Linked DNA regions of Homo sapiens: region 2 is linked to region 1. Evidence: chromatin loops called from intact Hi-C (ENCODE). Cell type or tissue: MCF 10A. All regions are shown on one strand.

Region 1 (4,000 bases):
CCTTGTCTTCCAGTCCATTTTGAATCAAGAAAGACTCATTGAAGACTCCTTTGAGAAAAGTCTGTTTTGAAGAAGGAAAAAGAAATACTGTTTGAGAGAAGGCAAACAGACAAAAAGGGTGATAGAAATATGTATTTTTGTTGTATATGTAACTCTAAGAGACCTTCCTAGAGTGAATGAAGGTAGAAAACTGAAAAGGGAGTAAATTAAGGAATGATTGAATTTTGTGGGTCTTGATGGAAAAACGCTGGTCTTCTTTTAATGTGGAAAAACAGCTAGTGCTTCAGTCCTAGGAATTATGTCTCTGCTGTGGGCAGTTGTCATAAACTCTTCTCACAATCCGAGCTGCTCTTTGTCCTCTGTGAATGAAGGTACTTTTGCTTCCATTTCATCCAAGGATGAATGAAAATGTATAGCATCTGCCCAAACCTAAAAAGTACAGTGTGTTTATCACGAGAGCTTTGTAAGGTACTTCACTTCCACTTTAAAATTCTTTAGTGCTCAAAACCAACTATTGTGGGTTTTTGTCAATAAATACTAATTTTTCAAGATGAAGTATGGTGATTTCTATTCATATTGTGGTCAATTTTCTCAATTTTGTTTCCCATAGATAGCGTGATGGAACTTAAATTTTATTTTTTACACTTAAATAACTGTGCTTTTTGTGATGCGTAATCATGATTTTCTCTTTTCCTTGAGATTTTAACAGACCTTATATTAGTGCATATGTCAAAATAAAAATTTTTAAATAGTAAATATGTTGTAATATTAAGGATATTGATTTTTTTCTATTAAATGTTGAGCTTGGTGTTGGTATAAACCCTGATCCTAAACGGTAAATTAATACTTGGAAATTAAGAGTGTAACTATGTTATATAGAAACCATCTTGCGAATTGGTTTGTGTGGGTGGTTTTTAAATTTAGTTTTTAATTTTTTTAGTATGTAATCGTACTCTTTCAGGATTATCTAAAGCACTTATTGTAATTGGTTGTTTACTTTTCTGCCTCCCCCACCACATTGAGTGGGGAAATAAAACCAAATGAGTATTTGGAATCTAGTATGATCCACCCAATAGTGAAAGCTACCAGGATGGGAATGATTCCTGGAGAATACTGGGGAAACTTGTAGAGTGTATGACAATTTAGCAAGATGTATAAGGATGAGGAGGAATTCCAAAAGCAGGTGGATGGGGGAGCTCCAAGAGGGGAGTTTCCAGCTGAGTGCAAGTTGTAGACCATTTACTGTAGCAACATCTTAGAGTAGAAGGCTGGATGGTAGAAGAGGAGCTGCAGAGATAAGCAGAGGTAGCTAGCACACAGTTATGAGAAGTTGGCTGGAGAATGAGATTTGGCAAGTGCTCCATGTAATGAAGATTTGTTTAAAGAAAAGATGTGATAGAAAAGGGCTGAGTTTTAAACTCCCCAAGTTTAAGAAGGTTTGAAGTTTTTAAACTTTAAAAGTGGCCAGGGAGGGAGCCAATAGAGTAAAAGTATAATGGTGAGGGTTATGCTGGATGCAAGAAATTAGTGTTTCACTAAAGAAGAATGTTCAGTTGTGTCAGATGTCACAGAGAGGTGTAGAAACATAAAAAGTGCAAGGAATCCTTCAGATTTGGTAAAGAATTGCCACTGGTAAATTTGTCCAGAACAATTTCAATGGGGCCAGAAAACTCTGGATTGTGAAGTACTCAGAGATGAGAACATGCAGGCAGTGATTTTATTTTAGAAGAATTATTTATCTGTCTTTGCCTTTCATTTAAAGGCACTTTCTCAAAGTTCAGGTTCCTGACTCTATGATATAATTATTTATAGACTGCCTTTCTGAAAATAGTTCTATATGGGTTAATTTTGTTAATATTAGTATGTTGACAAAAGAAAACATAAAGGTCGATATGATTATTTTCAAACTGAGAAGCTGCTGTACCAAAGCTAGTTTATAAAATTAGATTTTGTATTTATGGACTTACTCATCTACTATGTTACAGTAGTCTTTGTTTTGTGAAACTCCAAGGAAATATTTTCTACACATTTCAGGTTAAGAAAGAAAAACATGCGTTTATTTTGTCTTAAACATGAAATAATGTTTTAAGCATTCTAAAAAGTACTTACAAATGGATTAAACACATTGGCGTTCTTTATAGTTTTACTCTGGTTCTTTTTTTTGTGACTTGTTATTCATAGTCTTTGCAATGCCGCCCTCTAGTGATCGATTTCCAAAAATGCATTAATTAACTTGTAAGCCTGTTACAGTCTTTCTCTTTTGACTCTACTGATCCTTTGCCACAGCCTTTGTTTGGTGTTCTCTTTTATTGCTCTTCCATTAGTTATTCTTATTCTCCTTTAATGGCATTAGGGAAAGATCAGAAGTTTCAGGAGCAAAAAAAAAAAAAAAAAATACATATATATACACATTTGACTATGAATCCTTAAAACTTGTCCATTTACCAGTCTGGGCATAGGGCAAGTTACCTGTCCAGAGTTCTTACTGGGAATGAATGAGAATGTCTTTTTGTGGCACCTGACACAGACAGCAAAGAGCAGGCATTCAACATATACCAGCTGTCTCTTCCACCCTCTTCTCCCCAACATTGCTGAGAGTAGGGATCAGTACTGTTTTTTTTTTTTTTAAACCTGTCCCTTCTCCTCTTATATAACATCTCAATTTGTTGTAATTACCTGTTTACTTGTTTGTGTTCTATAACTTCTAGAGGTCAGGTATCATGTTTGGCTTGTACATATTTGTATCTGGTATTTAGCAGAGGCCAGTACACACAGGGTCCTCATTGGATATATATTTGTTGAATGAGTAAATGAATTAATGGATGCCAGTTTTTAATAAGAACCCCAGACTGTGTTACCGACATTTCTGTTGATTGATTGATTATGCAGATTGTAAATGGGTAATATATGATATAATTAGATTTTACCCATGACCTTTCATAGAGGTATTTATTTCATGACTTTTTCAGTTTATTCTATAGTTATTGGTCTTCTCAGGTTTTGGATAATATGATAATTTGTGTTTTCCTTAAGAATTGTCTGTTTTGTTCAGTTTAAAAAAATTATTAGCAAACACTTATGTATAGAATTTTCTTATGATATTTGACTTCCATATGTGACAAAACCCCCTTTATCATTACATTTATGTTATGTCTTGTGTTGTCTGTTTTTAGATTGTAATTAGATTGGAGGTATATATGTATTTTATTGTTTTTTTAAAGCAATGGCCCTTTGAATTTTATTCTTCTGCTTGCTAACTGAAAAAATAATTTTACCTGTTTTTTTTGTCTTCCAGGTTTTTCTAACAACTTAGTACTTCCATTTTTCTTTTTGTGCAAAAGCTTTTATTACTCTAAATTTGCTTCTAAATTACAGATTTGAGTAAATGCCATATAATAGAAGATGCTGTTTTTGTTATTTTCTAGATTTTCAATAAAATGTAGCTGCAATTTCCTCATTGATCTAAAAGTTACTTAAGAGGGTATTTAAAAATGATGAAATGTATGTGTTTACAATTGTTATTTTCCATTTTTAGTATAATATAATCAGAGAATAAGGAATGTACAGTTTCTGGTTTTTGAGAATTAAAATCTTTTTTGGTGATACATATAAGATCAGTATTTAAAATGTGCCCCAAGCACTGACAAAGAAGGTGAGTCCTCTGAAGGGTATACAGTTTTATATATTTATTCAGATCTCTTTTTTTTTTTATGTGCTTCAGCTATCATGTATTTATGATAATTTTATTAAAGTTTTGTATTACTGTTGTGTGTTTGTCATTTTTCTCATTGTTTTTTAACGTTTTATTGCTACATTATTTGATTCTTAGAAGTTTGTGATTGATATCTTCATAATATATTTTATTCTTCATCAATTAAAAATATTCAATCTTTTCATTAAACATTGCTTATCATGTGGATATCCAAATGGGAAAAACAATGAAACTTGATCCCTGCTTCCCACCATGCACATTTGATTGAAGATCTAAATGTGAAAAGTA
Region 2 (4,000 bases), 1.1 Mb before region 1:
CCTACTCTCCACTTCACCAATCTTCCCAAGGCAATGGATGCTTCAGGCTGACTATGGAGAAGGCAATATAGTTAAAAACAGAAAAGAGAAAAATGTGTCAATATGTCTCAAAATATTAATCCCAACATACACAAATAAAGTAGTAAGTTGCATGAAGAGTAATTTTAGCATTTCACCCAATATTCCTGCATTTATGCAGAACCATGCATTGTAACTAAAGAACTCTAATTTACTAGCTTCGGAAGCATTGAGTTAAGAAGATTTTTTTAAAAAGTCAGCAGACATTCATGTTTATATGATCCTTTATTGTTTAAAGATGTTTTCACATAAATGATCTCATTTGATCCTCACAAAATGAAGTAAGTTTTGCTGTCTTCATTTGGAGGCTGACAAAGGCTAAACTATTTGCCACCAGTGTATAGTGATACAGTGAGATCAAAAAATAATCTTTCATTTTGAAACATACCTTTCATGTAAGTCTGAAAGTAAAAACTGAAACTAGGAGTTTGAGCTAGACTCGCGGCTTTGAGAAGAACCTTCTTTGTGAACCACTTTCATCATGAGATGTAAATCAAATAGGAGCCCATTATCCTTTGGGAAACTCTGAATATTGTCAAAAATCTCTAAATTCAAATGCATCAGAATGTTCTTAAAATGCGTACGGCATGGTTGTGGATGGTGCATCCTTGCAGAGGTTAATAAAAAGTGCAAAGTGATGTTTTCCTTCCTCTGGCAATAACCAGAGGCAGGACTTGGGGCTCTTTCACTCTGGAGAACATTAAAAACTTGGACTCTTTTCGGGACACAAATGTGAAAACCAGCAGGTTTTCAGTGTTCTAGCAGCTGTGCCCAAAGAGAAATCAGAGATAAATGGCAGCTGAGGAATTCTTTTAACAAGGAGAAGCTGGGATTGTATCTGTGAGCTTCTGTTTTGCACATTGTACTTACATTCCTTACGTTATTTTCAAGTACCAGCAGTGTCTAATTCATAGCCATTTTGGAACTGAGCTTAAAGGAATCTTCTTATCCACATTCTTTGGCAAAACAGACCAGAGAGAATAATTGTAGGAGATTGGTCAGGGTGGTGGGAGAAACTGTAGGAAAAACGCAAACCTTCTTGGAAGGCCATGGGGGTTTTGCAAAGCTTCGGGGAAGAATGAGCAGTTCTTACCCTGGGGCAAAGGGCGAGAAGTAGGTACAAAGGAATGCAGGGGAGTTTATCAGAATAGGTTGTTTACTCATATCTCCAGAAACCGGGCCTTTAATCATCCACGCAATTACCCACAAGTGTATTGACTCAAGGCCTTTGTCATTAAATCTACACTGAATAAATGCCCGCAGTGCCAGCTGGTCAGGGCCACAGCTGCTGACTCTTTACAGTACCCTCTTTGGGGTCTGTGGGTGGCCCTGGTCTCCTAGCCCACTCTTTCACTAGATACCTGTGTCTGAGTGCATTTGTTCATCTGTCATTCAGCCAGGGTCTGTGGGTCAGACCTGGCAAATAATTATGGTGTGAAGAAGGGGTCAGAAGGCCCAGGAGCAGTGGCTCACACCTGTAATCCCAGCATTTTGGGAGGCCAAAGTGGGCAGATCACTTGAGGCCAGGAGTTCGAGACCAGCCTGGCCAACATGGTGAAACCCTGTCTCTACTAAAAATACAAAAATTAGCTGGTGAGGTGGTGCATGCCTGTAACCCCAGCTACTCAGGAGGCTGAGGCAGGAGAATTTCTTGAACCTGGGAGGCAGAGTGAGCCAAGATCATACCACTACACTCCAGCCTGGGTGATGGGAATCTATCTCAAAAAAAAAAAAAAAAAAAAAAAGGAGGGGTCACAGACCTGAAGAAGGAGATAGATGGCGCCTCAGTCTGGAGCATGATGTGTTGAGGGCACAGATGGGCACATGGAACATTCCAGCACTCCTCAGGGTTCTCAGAATACCTGCTGACATCACAGAGGGGTCAGCTTGTAGACCACTGGACAGCAAAGGAAAGGGGACCTCTCATGCTGGAAATGGATTGGAAGCAGAATAAGTCGTTTTTTCAGTAATTGTCTAGGCCATGTGTATTAGCCAAAAATAAATTTAAATCTGTAGTTAAATATTCTGTTTCTCACAGATATCCTTTAAAATACATTAAAGGATAGCATCATATTGTCCAAAATAATAAGTGGGTTTTGATGTCTTTTTCTCTGTTCGCAGGCCACCTCTCTTTGCCAGTCTTGACAAATAATTTCTTAGTGAAGCACCTATTTCAGGCTGAGCCACAAGATGTCAGCCTAAGCTTAGTCATTTTGAATTTTCCTGGCCCTTGAAACAACTACATTTTTTCACTTTTATGACCAAGAAAAAGTCTGAGAAGCTCACGACCCCTCAGGATTAGGTACAGAGACCACAGCAGCTGCTTGCCCTGGGAGCTCTTCATGCCTGTTCTCAGCCATCTTCAGTGAAGATTTCACAGGATAACCCAAACTGGCTCCTTTCTGTGACACCACCCAGGGAACTGCATTCCAAGTGTGGGTGTACACGGATCTCCACCATTGGTCCTTGCTCTCTCTCCTGTCCCATCCTTTCTCCCCTTCCTCAGTTATGCTCTGGGGCAGGTGAGTAATCCTGCATGCCTTCGGAGATGTCCATTTGGGAATGAGATCCTACCTTTCCTTTTCCCAGGCACCCCCAGCCTTATGAGGGATTCCCATCACGTGGCTTTAGAGATGAGAAGGCATCTTTGCCATGAACTCTTGCTTCATCAGGTTGAAACTCACTCTTCCTGTGAACCCCCCACTTCTCTCTATTCTTTCACATGCTGGGAAGGGGACTGCAGAGACCTTTAGGGATAGTACAGAGGATGTGTCTCCTCGTGGCCAGCCCAGGGCAGGGACTGGACCCAGTGGTTTGCAGCCCTTTTTAGAAGGTTGGCATTTAACTCACTTTGTCCTTAGGTTTGGTTCATTGTCATCAAGATGGAGCGATGATGAATGTCCTCCTCAACATCTTTTACATTTTACACTGATAACAGTTATTAGAAAGAACAAAGTTGGACTTGTGGATCAGTGTGCAGTACTAGAGAAAAGAGGAAAACTCTAACCTATTTTGAGTACTTACTTTTTTTCATCTAATTGTCACAAGACAGTGAAGTTGCTATCACCTTCACTTGATAAATGAGGAAAATTTGAGCTCAGAAAGTATTCAGAAACTCGTTCAGGGTCTTAGAATGAATGAGTGAGACAGAAACACAAGTCTGTCTGATTCTAGAGTCCTGTTTTTTTCTTTCATTCTTTCCTTTTGAAAAAATTCCCTTTACTACTTCTGCATTTGATACAAAGTGGTATCTGGTAAATGGGCCTGAAAACTTTCTAAATAACTAGTTTTAAATAATCTCTGTGGAAATTTATACAAACAAAAAACTTCCTTGAAAAAGTATAAACTCCCTCTTCCAGTAGGCTACGACAGACTCTCAAATCATCCGCTTCAATCATTTAGAGCTGCCATGTGCCTTTGGCCTCCTGGTTAAAACTACATAGTCAGAATTGGAAATACAGGTAGCTATTAGTAGGAACAAAGACAGTGAATGTCCAGGACAGAACTGAGCTGCATTTCTAGGTTTGAATGGAACCAGTAATAAAAGTCCAAAATAAATGATCACCTCCACCATTCACTCTTCTATGATGGGTGTAATGTATTATTTTTTCTTTTTTAAAAAAAATTTTATTTTAGGTTCAGGGGTACATGTGCATGTCTGTTATATAGGTAAACTTGTGTCATGGGGGTTTATTGTACAGGTTATTTCTTAGCCCAGGTACTAAACCTAGTACCCAATAGTTATATTTTTCTGCTCCTCTCCCTCCTCCAACCCTTCACCCTCAGGTAGGCCCCAGTGTCTATTTTTCCCCTCTTTGTGTCAATGTGTTCTCATCATTTAGCTCCCTCTTTTACATGAGAACATGCAGAATTTGGTTTTCTATTCCTGTTAGTTTGCTAAGGATAATGGCCTCCAGCTCCA

Evidence for each region. Peaks named below come from ENCODE experiments on the same cell type or tissue, not always from the same donor. Only the 100,000 strongest peaks of a DNase experiment are listed, where the experiment ranks them.
Region 2: a loop joins it to region 1, with 7 times the contacts of the local background. A loop is called at or near these places in 3 of 110 quality-filtered maps.

The regions. Positions count from the first base shown.
Region 1 is chr20:14,053,131-14,057,130 of GRCh38, forward strand. The region is part of intron 2 of MACROD2 (mono-ADP ribosylhydrolase 2); the gene reads left to right. Among named protein-coding and RNA genes, the nearest start is that of MACROD2, 60 kb to the left of the region's middle. In MCF 10A, a CTCF peak has its summit at 2,209 (motif pointing left); a DNase peak (open chromatin) is centred at 2,201.
Region 2 is chr20:12,968,198-12,972,197 of GRCh38, forward strand. No RefSeq gene overlaps it. Among named protein-coding and RNA genes, the nearest start is that of LINC01722, 18 kb to the left of the region's middle. In MCF 10A, a CTCF peak has its summit at 2,268 (motif pointing right); a DNase peak (open chromatin) is centred at 2,274.